Regions from separate parts of the Homo sapiens genome. Here all the other regions are linked to region 2. The links are chromatin contacts, found by Hi-C or POLR2A ChIA-PET in ENCODE. All regions are on one chromosome and are shown on one strand. The core of a region is the stretch at or near the end of the contact, and the rest is flanking DNA. Distances in the headings are between cores, read along the strand shown.

What was found. Hi-C counts contacts between places; a loop is a spot of excess contacts on that map. ChIA-PET counts read pairs that join two places held with the same protein, here RNA polymerase II (POLR2A). Pooled maps may share reads with other maps.
Region 1: a loop to region 2 is called in a map of naive thymus-derived CD4-positive, alpha-beta T cell, with 17 times the contacts of the local background. The contact joins the enhancer-like site here to the promoter of KDM5A in region 2. A Hi-C loop is called at or near these places in 3 of 168 maps with a recorded cell type or tissue (B cell, CD8-positive, alpha-beta T cell and naive thymus-derived CD4-positive, alpha-beta T cell) and 8 of 50 pooled maps.
Region 3: a loop to region 2 is called in a map of CD8-positive, alpha-beta T cell, with 11 times the contacts of the local background. The contact joins the promoter of DCP1B here to the promoter of KDM5A in region 2. A Hi-C loop is called at or near these places in 1 of 168 maps with a recorded cell type or tissue (CD8-positive, alpha-beta T cell) and 9 of 50 pooled maps. POLR2A ChIA-PET finds 5 or more read pairs at or near these places in 1 of 52 experiments (Caco-2).

Annotation. Positions count from the first base shown.
Region 1 is chr12:1,794,975-1,799,409 of GRCh38, forward strand. CACNA2D4 (calcium voltage-gated channel auxiliary subunit alpha2delta 4) reads right to left here. Exons shown (of 38, transcript NM_172364.5): 35 at 2,444-2,561; 36 at 694-806; 37 at 325-407. Among named protein-coding and RNA genes, the nearest start is that of LRTM2, 23 kb to the right of the region's middle. RefSeq lists enhancers at 573-1,140, 1,252-2,157, 2,158-3,062 and silencers at 1,101-1,430, 1,771-1,900, 2,001-2,230. Within about 2 kb of position 1,962, at least 30 of the 41 ENCODE cell types and tissues checked have a DNase peak (open chromatin) inside an H3K27ac peak, as active enhancers do; they include B cell and CD8-positive, alpha-beta T cell, where a contact is called at or near this core.
Region 2 is chr12:388,070-392,615 of GRCh38, forward strand. It overlaps KDM5A (lysine demethylase 5A), which reads right to left and starts at 1,251. Exons shown (of 28, transcript NM_001042603.3): 1 at 858-1,251. The coding sequence starts at 1,022. LOC105369594 (a long non-coding RNA gene) reads right to left here. Exons shown (of 4, transcript XR_007063149.1): 3 at 3,652-3,770; 4 at 1,964-2,872. It also overlaps a transcript of CCDC77 not described here. RefSeq lists an enhancer at 1,414-1,708.
Region 3 is chr12:2,002,649-2,006,844 of GRCh38, forward strand. It overlaps DCP1B (decapping mRNA 1B), which reads right to left and starts at 1,809. Exons shown (of 9, transcript NM_152640.5): 1 at 1,634-1,809. The coding sequence starts at 1,783. It also overlaps a transcript of CACNA1C not described here. RefSeq lists enhancers at 891-1,530, 1,855-2,084.

The DNA of each region.
Region 1 (4,435 bases), core at 712-3,211, 1.4 Mb after region 2:
CATTCCAAGGGTCTTAGAGGCACCTGTGAAGGAACCAGGGACTAAGACCAAACACTATAACAAAAGATGCACCTATCACCCTAATCAGGAAATAACAAGCGTTTTAGGAGCTTGCCAGGAATCAGGACAAAGACTAAATAAAGATCTGTTTCTTATTATATCACAGTGTCACAGGGCATAAACGCGAATGTTTCCCCCGAGAAGCACAGGCACAGGTGTGTTCATTGGCATCCCTATATGCTCCTGTCTGCAGGGGCACAGACCCAGGCACAGAGGGTTTGGGGATGAAAATCCAGCCCACCCTCGATCCGCCTCAACCCGCACCTCTGGATGGAAGGCGTGGCAGGAGTCTGGTCGCCGGCGGAGCTTCTGGGAGCGCATCCGGTCACATTTGACAGAGGCATTATGTGCAGAAGCCACTGTTAAGGTCAATATCTCAGGACCGGAGCCCATTCTGCAGACTGGAAAAAGGTCTGGAAGAACCTGCTCTGGTGCCACCAGTTGCCCTGCAAGCAGCTTTAGGGTCAGGAGGCAGCACCGGGGCCCAGGGAAGGGTTAGAGAACAAATAACGGAGCCCTGTGGAGGACACGGGCGGTGAAGGAGGCTGGCCCCGCTGCTCAAAATCTGAGCCCTACAGACACCTCCTACAGCCCCCGCCCCCACCGCACACATCCCCGAGCATTGCAGGATATATTTGACTTCTGTCGCCTCCTGCAGCACTGGTGGGAAGATGCTGCAGTCACAGGTGGGGTCTGTCACCAGGAGGAGGAGGTTACTGTTGGGAATCTGCTGCACCACAAATACCCTGCAGCAAAGAAAGGGAGTCGAGGATGGCTCCGTGGCGACCACGAGAAGGGCTTCTAGGGAAGGAACTTCTGGAGACTTTAGTGTGGAGTTAGGGTGGCAGGGAAGCCCGGAACCATGAGGCAGGGCGGGTCGGGGCAGCTAAGGGAACGGGCCTGGCAGATGGCTCAGTCCTACTGGCTTTGCTCACAAGCCTTTGCTGCTGCATTTCCTTTCCTAGCAGACTGGAGACAGTGAGGAAGTCCAAACTGGGCCGCTTTGGAGAGTGCAGAGTTGCTATTAATATATGCAGGGACGACAGGCGTAAATCAAGACCGTCCGGAGCAAATGGGCGGGCGAGGCAACACTTGCTCTGGGTGAGGGTGGCGGGGGCAGGCCCGGGCGAAGCGGCAGCGCTGGAGCTTGGCCACCAGGTGGCGCAGTGGCCCCGCGCTCGGCGAGGCCGCCCTGCGAGGAGTGGCGCGGAGTGGGGCGGAGCCCGCCCGCCAGGCCCACGGCCTTCCCAGCAGTCCCAGCGGCCGCCTACCGAGCGCCTCCCCTGGGATGGGCGGTCTCACACACCCAACGTGCACACCACAGCCGTGTATACTCTCAGCCTTCACGGCTCTGTATGAGGCTGGTGTTGTGCCCATTTTGCAGATGAGAGAATGGAGACTAGAGGAGGCGAAGTCACTTGCCCACGGTCATAAGCGGGGGAGCGCAGAGCCAGTTTTCAATTCAGGAGTGTCTACTCTGAAGCCCTCGCTTCACTCCGGAGCCCGCTGGCTCTATCCTCGCACCGAGCCTTTGCGACAAGTGCACAGGGAACGCTAACCCCAGCCCTCAACGCTGCACAGAACCCGGGGTGAAACCCGCGCAGCACGACGCGCAGGGAGTGGGGGAGAAGGGAGCCCCGATGCCAGCGCCGCAGGTGCCGCACTGTTAAATGGTGTGCCACGGGCCCGGGGGTCTAGGGACCGCCTGGCGAGCGGCACGTCTGGCTGAGGCGACCCTCGAGGAGGCCGCCGCATTCCCAGCGTGGGGGTCCTCCCGGGCTTGGGTGCGGGGGGTCAGCAGGAGAGACCCTTCCGCGCGGCCTCCCTGCCTCCCCGGGGCCAGGGCGGGTTATAACTAGCGGCTTCCACACAGCAGGAAGCCTGACAGAGGCTGCCCGCGGGGCTCCCAGCGACCCGAGGACATCGCACACTTCCGGCCTTCTCTTCTCACACTCCCTCTGCCTTCCAAGTTCTCCCCACGCAGCTCAGGCGCGGGCACTGGCACCGCCCTGGGCACCGCCTGAGCAGGGCTGGGGGAGACCCGCCGAAGGGCCCACTCGCCCAGAGACGCCGTGGGGTCACGGCTGCGGCCTCGGCGGGGTGGGCTCGACACACAGGGTCAGGCCTCGGGACCACCTCTCCCCATCCCGGCTGTCCCGGTCCCCAGCCGTCCTGCCCGCCTCAGACCGTCCGCCTCCTGCGTGTCTCCTCCACTGAGGACGGCGGGGGAAGACCCCGGGAGCGTGGGCTCTGCACTTAGACGCATCCCCTCCTCCCGGCTGTGGAGCCGTTTCCCGGGGGTTCCGGGGCCCTGCCCGCACTTCCGCCTTGCCGAGGGCGGGAGGAGTGTGGCGGGACGGGCGGCGCCGCCCTGCGGTCTTACTTCTGGCAGGGCCCGCACTCCACGATCCCGTTGGCCTCCCGGATGGCCGGCTGGTACACGAACACGGGGTACTCCGTGTCGCAGGGCTGCAGCGGGTCCTGCTTCTTGTGTTTGTGGGCTGCGGGCGGAGAAAGGACATCACGCCACCGAAGGGGCCTCTGGCCTGCGGTGACCTCGCCTCGGCACTCCCAGGGCCAGAGTTCACCCCAGTGCATTTGCAGAGGGTCCCTCCTCAGGCAGTTCTCAGGACACGCGTGGGAGGAGCCGGGCGGGGGGTGAGGGGAGGGAAGACACCCGGAGTCTCTGGAGAGGGTGGCTTGGCACGGGGAGCGCCGCAGGGGCCCTGAGCCTCGGTGGAGGGAAAGCGCTTCCTCTGGGGAGCCTGGCCCTCACTGAGCTGGGGGCAGTGCACCATCTCCAGGGCCCCTTCCAGCACTCAGATCCCGGGGGAGGGTCTGAGCGGGGAGCAGAGGCAGTAGGGGCACCAAGGGGTGGCTTGGGGGTACTTAGGCCCACCACCCCTCCCTTCACTGTGGACAGACGCAGTGCAGTTCCTGGGCAATCCTGCCCTGCTCTCCCGCACAGCCAGGCCCACACTCCACCCATTGAGCCTGAGCGCCTGCGGTGGGGGCAGCCGGGCAGGTGGGCTCCAGGCCTGGGGCTGCGGAAGCCCAGAAGCCACAGCCACCCGGTGCGGGACTCCTCGGGGGCTGCGCGATTTGCCTTAGCTCCCTGGGACAAGGACAGTGGACTCAACCAAAGGTGGAGGCGAGTGCCTCAGCCCCGCTCTGCAGGACCCGAGTCCGTTCCCTCCCGGAGCCTCCTGAGGTGGGCACATGGCAGAGCAGGGCCCTGCCACACAGGCTGTCTGCATGGCCCTTCTGTTCTCAGGGCCTGGCTGTGGCCCCCAGGGATAGACCTAGAGGCAGGGAGCACAGGTGTGAGCTACCTTCCCAGGCTCATGCAGAGTCCTACAGGAGAGCATGGGTCTCCCCAGCTTCCAAATCCAGAAGCTCCCAGCCAGAGCTGGAAACCCAGAGGGGACACTAGCTGGCGTGCAGAAAACTCTCACCGAGAGGAGCAAGCCCACAGCGGCCAGGGCTGTGAGTTTTGTCCCCAGGGCTGGGCACAGAAGCCTGCCTGACAATGGCAGGGTTGAGTGGCGTCCCCAGGGTCACGCAGTGGAAGGGGCTGCAGCACCTACGCCCCGGCCTGGGACTCCAAGTCCAGTGCGCCTTCACTGGGGACACTGACATCTGTGTAGGCCAGACCAGGGGGAGGAGCTCCAGGGGACAGGTACCCCAGAGAAGAGAAATTCTGAGCAGGCAGATTGAGGGGGATCATCTTCAACTTTTGCAAGATGCAGCTGCTGACAGAGACAGAGGGGACAGTGTCCTGTCACTGACACCTAGTGACTGTGAACACCCCAGAGCAGCCCCACCCGATCGCGGATGTGAGTCCAGAAGGAGTCTGGAGACACAGCCCGAACTGCCCTGAGCCCAGGGGCAGAGGAAGCCCCAAGCCAAGGCCAGCAGAAGAGAACGAAGAGCAAGCCAGAGAGAGGACCACAGTGGAGATGAAGAGATGGGATAAGCTGGGGACAGCCCAGGTGGTGGGAAGTTCTGGAACCCCATGGCAAAGGTTCTAGGAACACGGAGGAACTGAGCAGAGCCCGCTGAGGCAAGATGGCCTCCTGCAGTCATGGAGGGCCCAGGCGCCCGGGCAGTGAGTGCTTTGAAAGGCCAGGCTCATTGCCGCCCTGCACGTGTGGCCACAGCCACCGGGCTTTGTGTTGGGGCCTCTCATGGTTGCTGCCTCTGGGGGACTCTGTCCTCAGACACAGGGTCCCGCAGGGGAATCATCCTGAGAGCTTCCTGGGGCCCCTGGAACCCGGAGTCCCGCTGAGGGCTGGGGTGCCGCTGTTTGCTTCTCCAAGGGGTGGGCTGGAGGTTGCTCACTCATACTGGCTCATGGCCACCCGGCCACACCACC
Region 2 (4,546 bases), core at 1-2,500:
TTTAAACAAGCATCCAGTTGACCCTGGTGCAAGTGGTCCAGCAACATCATTTAAAAAGCACTGGTCTAATGAGTAAAGAAAAACACCTTTGACCTTGAGTAATCACTCAACCTCTTGGGGCATTAATCCCCTCCACACAAGGGATAGTATCTGTTTTCCTTACCTCAAAGGTGAGATTATAATTAACCTTATAGGCAAACCTAGTTATCTGCAATAACTGTGATTCTAAAATCGTTGATCTTGAGTTCCCTACGTCAAGAGATTTCAACATTTCCTTCCACCTCCACTATAAACCAATTTTTCCTAAACCTCTAAATTTTAGAATTATTGCTGCTCCTTCTCTTTCCCCGCTAAGACTTTTTCACTGCGGCAATAATTAGTCTGGAGTTCTTGTCTAGTAATACCATCCGGTGAGACTAGAGCTCAGATAACCTTTTCAGAAACCCTAGCCCTGAGATGAGGCCTGCAAATATTTGATCCAACCAGGTCTTGAATAAAGAGATAGCCGACTATCAAACCATAATGAGGATACGTGAGGGAAGAATACGTCACGTCATAATACTGTACTTTAAACACCATATCGGCTAACGAAAGGCTTTAGGCCCACGGCTGAGAGAAAAGTATCAGTTCCCAAGTTCTAGGCGGAAGAGGCCCAAGAGACACCACTTTCTCGCTTTCAGACGTGTCTACATAAGACCACAAAAGAAACCGAGGCAAAAACATCCAGAAACAGGCTCCAGTTGTCTCAAAAGAGAGTACATATGAAACGAGACAAGGATCAGAAAAGTAAAGCTAAACCCAGTGTACGGACTCCCCCATTCTTCCTTCTCCCCCTCTCTCTTCACAGACTGAGGTACCTTGGGCGGCCGAATTTTGCAGATGCCGGTTTTCTCCGCCAAAGGCCGGATGCGGCCGATAAAGCTGAGCGGATCTGTGAACTCCTCCCAACTCGGCTCAAAGACGGGGCACTCTGGCGGTGGCACGAACTCCGCCGCGTAGCCCCCCGGCCCCACGCCCGCCATTGCAACGGCCGGGGGGGGGGGGGGGTCCCCGTGGGGAACCGGTGGAGAAAAGCTGGCTGAAGCCCACTAAGCCCGTTCAAGTCCCCTGACAGAGGCCGAAGCGCATCTTCGCGGACAAGAACCGTTCAACACAGAAACCCCAGAATCGCTTCCTCCTCCCGTTTGTTATTGTTTCTTGCAAGGCTTTTCCACTGAGGTTCAGGACTTTTCCGGAAGTTACCGTGCTGTCAAATCCCTCCGCCCCCTGCAGGAAACGGAATCCTTCCGCAGCTGCACGACGCCTGTGTGTCTGGCCTTTCCTTCTTCTTCTCTTCCCCGGCAGCACAGTGTGGCTGTTTGTCTCCTTGCCCGCCAAAGTTCTGCCCAGTCCAACGACTCCACGCAGCTCGCCCTTGGTAAGGGGTCGGGGAGGGGCACAAGCTCTTCTTTACTAGAGGTACGGATTGAGGGAAGCCGACGGGGCGAGGCGGGGCGAGGCGCAACGAGGCGGGGCGAGGCGCGACGCGACGTGACGCTTTCTTCCGGCGCGGAGGAATGTGTAATGCCCCAGAGGGCAGAGGTTGTGCTTCCGGTGAGGAGGGTCCCTTTCCCTTTTGTGTATCAGTGCACTCGAAAACACGCCGGGCTTAATCTTAAGCACCGCGCCTCACCGCCCGTGCTTCGTAATTTGTTTTAACCTACCCTGCTGCGTTTATAGCAAGTAGCCTTTCCAGCATTTCTCTTTTTTTAGCCCTTTGAATGCAGATATTTTACAGTAATCTCACTCTGCCACTTTATACCCGCCTCTTCTCCATCAAAACAAGTGCAGGTCTAACCCATCCCCTAAATCCTGCCAGCTGGCTTTAGCCACCATCCATGAATTGCTTTTCCTTTTACACAGGACGCAGCAGCTCTCCTGAATTACCAGCCAGTATCGTCTAGCTACCTGCAGGACATCTCACTTTGATAACTCAAAGTACTTTAATTGTTCACTGTTTCTTCAGTGTTCCTGGTTTCCATTAATGACTTCATCTATTCAGTTGCCTGAGCAAAAAAAAAAAAAAAAAAAAAAAATCAAGAAATAATCCTAATTCTTTCTGCTCTCACTTCCCATGTATAATCGTGTGTCTCTCCATCCCCGTTACCAGTATCCTAATTTAAATACTCTTACTGACAACAGCTGATTTCTCCTCTCAAATCCCTCTCCATCCACACGTTGGATTGCTTTGTCTAAAATCCAGAATTCATCTTGTCACTTTTCATCTCCAAACTCAACAACTCCAAACATCTTTTTTAATTGCTGATTTGCTGCTTTGCTCTCCAGCTTCATCTCTCCTGCTTCTCCATATGATCTACAGAAGTTTTTGTGGTGACTTTAGTACACCATGATTTTTCTCACCTCTGAGTAACAAATCAGGGGACTTTGAATAACGCAGATTGCCCTCCATAATGTGAGTAGGCCTTATCCAATCAACTGAAGGCCTGAATAGAACAAAAGACTGACCTTCCATGAGCAAGAAGGAATTTTGCCAGTAGATGGCTCTCAGACTTGAACTGTAGCATCACCTTTTCCCTGGCCTCCAGCCTGCCAACCCACCCTGCAGATTTTGGACTTGGAAGCTCTATAATCAAGTGAGTCAAGTCCTTAAAATAAATATCTTTATAAACACACACACACACACACACACACATCTTATTGGTTCTGTTTCTCTGGAGAACCGTGAATACATCTAGGGTTGGAGGGTTCAAGATGGCCTCACTTACGTGTCTGGCAGTTGGTGCTGGCTATTGGCTGGGAAGTCTTAGTTCTCCACATGGCTTCTCATCTTCTGGTAGATGGAGCTTTTCCACTGCATGGTGGTCTTAGCATTCTAAGAAGATGAGAGTGGAAGCAAAGACCTAAAGCCTAGACTCCAAAATGTACAAGATCACTCCATCATATTCTGTTGGTCAAAGCAAGTCATAAGACCATCCCAGATTCAAGAAGTGGGAAAATTCCAATTTTTTATGAGAAGAGTGACAATGTCACATTACAAAGGGGTGTAGACACAGGACGCTGTGATTCATAATAATTCCATACAATTATTATAATGATTTATGTCCAGGTGCAGTGGCTCACGCCTGTAATCCCAGCACTTTTTGAGGCCAAGGCGGGCAGATCACCTGAGGTCAGGAGTTTGAGACCAGCCTGGCCAACATGGTGAAATCCTGTCTCTATTAAAAATGTACAACAATTAGCCCAGGCGTGGTGGCAGGCGCCTGTAATCCCAGCTATCCAGGAGGCTGAGGCAGGAGAATTGCTTGAACCCAGGAGGTGGAAGTTGTAGTAAGCCGAGATCGTGCCACTGTACTCCAGCCTAGGCAAGAAGAGTGAGACTCTGTCTCCAAAAAAAAAAAAATTTACAACAAAGTCTTTGATTTTTACCACTTAAATCTGGAAAACTATATTATTCGGAAAAAGAAATAATGGAATTCCGAATAAAACAAGCCACTGATAATTCATTTTATTAAACATTCAATTAAATGTAATGGTTTTGCTTTCAAATTAACAGAGCGTGAGAACCTGATAGAACCTCAGTATAAGCACAAATCCTTAAAAGCTTTGATTGGTCCTATTTATTTCCTGTTATTTTCTTCAGATTATACTTACCTATTTTATTTTAAACTGTCTCTCTAGTAGAATAGAAAATGTATAATGATTCTCAATCATTTTTATTTGCCACAGTACTTCTGAGAAATCTGTAGTGGTTGCTTACAACAGCAGGAAGTCTGTAAGAGAAGACAGTGAATAGAAGGGCAGCAAATATTAACATCTCTGGTGCGAACAGAAGAAACTTCTGTAGTTACAACCACCTCACATTCTGATGCTTCCCTCAGGGGGGGCACATGAACCCCACTCCCACCTCTCATGCTTACCCCTTTGAAAATCACTGTTGTAAAAATCCAAATTGTGTTTCATCAGCTTCTATGAGGGCATTCTGCACACACAATGTTAAACTGAGTCAATAGTATTTGGGTTTCTGGTCAGAACAGTGGAGTATAACTGTAGTTTAAAAGGATCATTTGCATTACTTAAACAATCCTTGACAGTAACTTTTCAGAAAAAAAAAAATTAGAGTATTATTTATCTGAAATTTATTATCCTGAGTGTTAAAATAGACTAAAATGAATACTTAGATCTGATAATCATTTGGCTAGACCGTGGTCCCTGGATTTTTAAAAAATGCAATAAAACCTCACAAAATCAGATTAATTAGGGTTAGTTTCAGAGAGGGAAAAGTCAAAATTACTGAATTCTTAAACAAATGTCATTTTAATTCAAGAATAATTTCCACCAGTGATTCTCAAACTGTTTTGGTGTCAGGACGCCTTTACTCTTAAAAATTATTGAGGCCAGGCACGGTGGCTCATACCTGTAATCCCAGCACTTTGGGAGGCCGAGGCGGGCAGATCACTTGAGGTTAGGAGTTCGAGACCAGCCTGGCCAACATGGAGAAACCGCATCTCTACTAAAAAATACAAAACTTAGCCGGGCGTAGTGGTGG
Region 3 (4,196 bases), core at 559-3,058, 1.6 Mb after region 2:
ACAGTTTCTTGGGATTCTCCAGACTCGAATCCCAGTGTCAAGTCAACTTACAGAACTATACATCCCTGGTCCTCATCTCTCTACTACGGAATTACTTTTACAGGATTATAACATTATACCTTTAGCATTTTTCTACAGAGCAGCAAAATAGCCATATGTAGAATATCTTTTTATATATTTTTAATTACCATGGAGGAAACTGTCTATGTTGCTCAATGTTCTTTATGTAAAAACGAAGGTGACACCTCGAAAAAACAAACAAACAAAAACAAACAAAAAAAGTAGGTGACAAATTCCCCTGGAAACTAGGGGGAAATAACCTCTTTCTCCTGATCAAGAGGTACACTTTCTATTACAGAAGAACGAATATTAAAGAGCTCTTCCTGTTCTCCTTTTGTGTTTGGCTACTAGGAGAGCAGACCTAAATTCTTTGCCCCATTCCGGCAAATTTCCTCCGTTAAGAACTTTGGGCAAAACTGTTTGTCTACCCCATTCTTGCTTGTCTTTTTATTTTTATGTTAATGATTTTCAGGTGAGTTTTTTACTACAGGCTGCTGAACTATACTGCAGATAAGTAGGCTTATGAATGTGGGTGTTAAAAAAAATACAGAGTTGTTCAACATGGATGTTTTCCTAGATTAAGTTTTGATGTTTATACAACCGACTTGAAGAACACAAAAAGTTTATCTGAAATCCATTCATCAAGGCTAAGTTCTCCATACTGTTTTGTAACTTATTTTAAAATGATGGATATCATGTATGTGATACATAATGGATGATGAATATTATTTGGACAAAACTCATTATGAGTAAAGAAACAAAATTACATGTCTCTACATTCGAGTGGGTGGGTTACAAAATTACAAGCAGCAATCCCTGCAACAGGATTCCAGTGTTCTAGGCTTCTACCCCATTCTAACTATGAGGAAAATGAAATTTCATTCCATTACCATTTACTGGGACTCTGCTTTGAGAAGAGCACTAAAATAATTTGGCTCCCAAATGACCTCCAATATCGAACTTGGTGTGCTGCCGTGTAATAATCTTCCCAAGAGCATCAGCTTCCTTCTAAGTGTTAGACCCTGCCCCATTTTGTCTTTTATTTGACGAGGTTGGCTCTTTTCTTGGTGTTTCCCCTTAAGTTTACAACTTGCAGATTTCTCCCCTTCTATCAAGTTTTGATTTCTCTTTGCCCCATCTAAGACTGACATTCCAAAATCAGAACTCTGCACTTTTATTCGTCTGCTGTCCCTGCCTCCCCCATAGCCACAGATTCACTGTAACAGAACTCTGCTCTACTTTCTCGAGCACATCGGTCTTCCGGCCATAAGGTATCAGGTCCTTCCTTTCCTTCGGCTCTTATGGTGCCGTACCCGATCGGTCTGGTCTCCCAGCGTTGGGTACGTTAGAGATTTAAGTCTTTTCCCCAACTCCAGGTAGCTCCACAGATCCGCCTTCCTTCCCCCAAACCCCCGAGACCCCATCTCCACAACTTCGGCCTCAGTCCCCAGATCCACCCACTTCCAGGGCGTCAACGTCTCCTCCCCCTCACCGGGTCCTCAAGTCCTGAGTCTGACGCCCCCCGCCTCCACCCCAACCCTGGGCTGCACTGCTCCGCCGCGTCCGCACGCACCCACTCGTTGGCCCGATGGCCGAAGGTGTACAGAGCCACCTGGCTGGCCACGTCCACGATGCGGTTGATATAGGGGTCGTGGCGCTGCAGGGCCGCTAGGCTGATGTCGCGCCCCTTTCCCACCAGGCCGCCTGCCGCCACGGCTGCCATCTTCCCTCCCTCCCAGACATAGGCACGGGGCTCTTGGAAGCCACTCTCAATAGATCGCAGAACGAGCGAGCTGCCTCGCAACCGAGAACCCACGGCGACCACACGGCCCGGGAGGCCTTCCGGCTCCAGTCACCCCCACCCTCCTGCCCGCCGACAGACGCAAGGCCTCACTAATCGATGGCCGCGCCCCGCCCACTGAGGATCGTTGCCACTGGCAACGACAAGCCCAGGCCTGCCCTCTGCATCCCGTTTCTTTCTCCAAGAGCTGTTTTTCTACGCGCTCGAGCCTTTGAGCTGTGTGTGCGGTAGGATTTCCTTCTTGGATGTGTTCGACCCCTTGGCATATCTTTTCTTTGGCGCTTCAGTGATCAAATCTATCACAATAAATAAGCCTCGAGCATCAAGAACTCTGAAGAGAAAGAGAACTGAATTGATTTCTGAATGCGCTAACACCCAGTGGTTCTCAAAGTGTGGTGTGGTCCTGGAACCCTTTGGGAGTTTCTGAGACCCTTTCAGGGGATCTGCAAGGTCAAAAAAAAAACAAAACCTTTTATGACAATGCTGAGACTTACTTATTTGACTTGTTCACTGTGGTGACGTTTTGCAGACAATGGTGGTTAAAAGCGCCGGTGGTTTAACCCAATCAAGGCAGGGGCACCAAACTGTATTGCTAGTCAAAGTACGCGTCACTAATCTGCACTCTCAGTTACAAAAGAAAAAAAAAAAAAGAAGAAGGTAGAGAGCCAGTGTCACCTGATGGTGTTCTTGATAAGCAGTAAGAATTATTAATTTCATTGAAGCTTAATCCTTGGGTACAATTCTTTTTAACATTCTGCATGAAAAAATAGGAAATAGGCATAAAGCACGTCTGCTGCAAAATGAAGTGTGTCATATTTGTCTCTAGGAAAATACTTCTGTGCTTGAGTTGTAGGCCGAATTCATGTTTTTATTTTTATTTTCATAAAACATTTTTACTTGAAAGAAAGATGGGCAAACTATGATTATTCAAACAGGTACTTGACAGACATTTTTCTGAAAATAAATAAAGTGTGCCTGTCACTTTCAGGAAAACAAGGGACAATTACTGCTGCCAATGATAATTTTTAAGCCTTCAAGCCAGAATTAAAAGTTTAGAAAATGTGTATCTACTGCCATGAGCTTGACATCTCAGTACTTAATGTTTTTTTTTCTGATGAGATCAGTGATGATATTAATGAGCGCAATTTTAACAAATCTTGTATAATGGAAAGTGTCAATATCTCAAAGATCTGCTTAACTCAGTGGTCCAGTATTTTCCAAAAGACCAATGTCTCATGCTACATAATCATGCACAGGCAAAAGATCCATTCAAGGACAAGGTGGACTAATGGATTTTTAATGTAACAGTATGAAAAGTTAATAGGATTTCAGATAGTACATTGCAGCTAAGCTTTGAGAAACTCCAGCTTGTCAAGTTTTGGTATATTATCCAAGAAGAATATCCACAATTGTCTGAAAAACTCTATTAAAATATCCATCTCTTTTCCAACTACATTATCTACATATGAGGCCAGAGTTTCTTCATATACTCCAAACAAAACACACATAGCCCGGGGTCTTTAAAGTTATTTTTAATTTCCAATATGGTAAATATAGGTGGGTATAACTCACATAAACAAAAGTTCTCTGAGGGAGTCCTTAATAATTTTTAAGAGTGGGCCAGGTGCGGTGGCTCCTGCCTGTAATCCCAGCACTTTGGGAGGCTGAGGCGGGCGGATCACAAGGTCAGTAGTTCAAGACCAGCCTGGCCAACATGGTGAAACCCCGTCTCTACTAAAAATACAAAAATTAGCCAGGAGTGGTGGCAGGTACCTGTAATCCCGGATACTCGGGAGGCTGAGGCAGGAGAATCGCTTGAACCCGGGAGGCAGAGGTTGCAGTGAGCCGAGATCCTGCCACTGCACTCCAGCCTGGGTGATAGAGCGAGACTCCATCTCAAAAATAAAATAAATAAAAAGTAATTAAAAAAATAATTTTTAAGAGTGTAAAGGAGTCTTGAGACTAAAAAGTTGAGAATGGTTGATCTAAACCATTTATCTAGCATTAAATATTAGAACAACTGTGCAGACATTACTACTCACATTCATAAATTCTTACCTATTTGATATAGAAATATCATAGATACGGCACACATACCCTCTCATAATAATATGTTGCAATATAATCTTTGCAGTCACAATTTCAATTGTACTGAAATTCTTGGTTAAGCTGCATTTTGGAGTCTCAGTCCTATTGACTCCCAAGCCTAACTTCCCAGTGGGGAAGAATACAGCAATGGCTTTCAAACAACTTTTTTTTGACTGAGGCTGGGGTCATTTGCAGTCTGACTGAGAACATATGTTTATATATTTATACCTGATATTAACTAGAATAA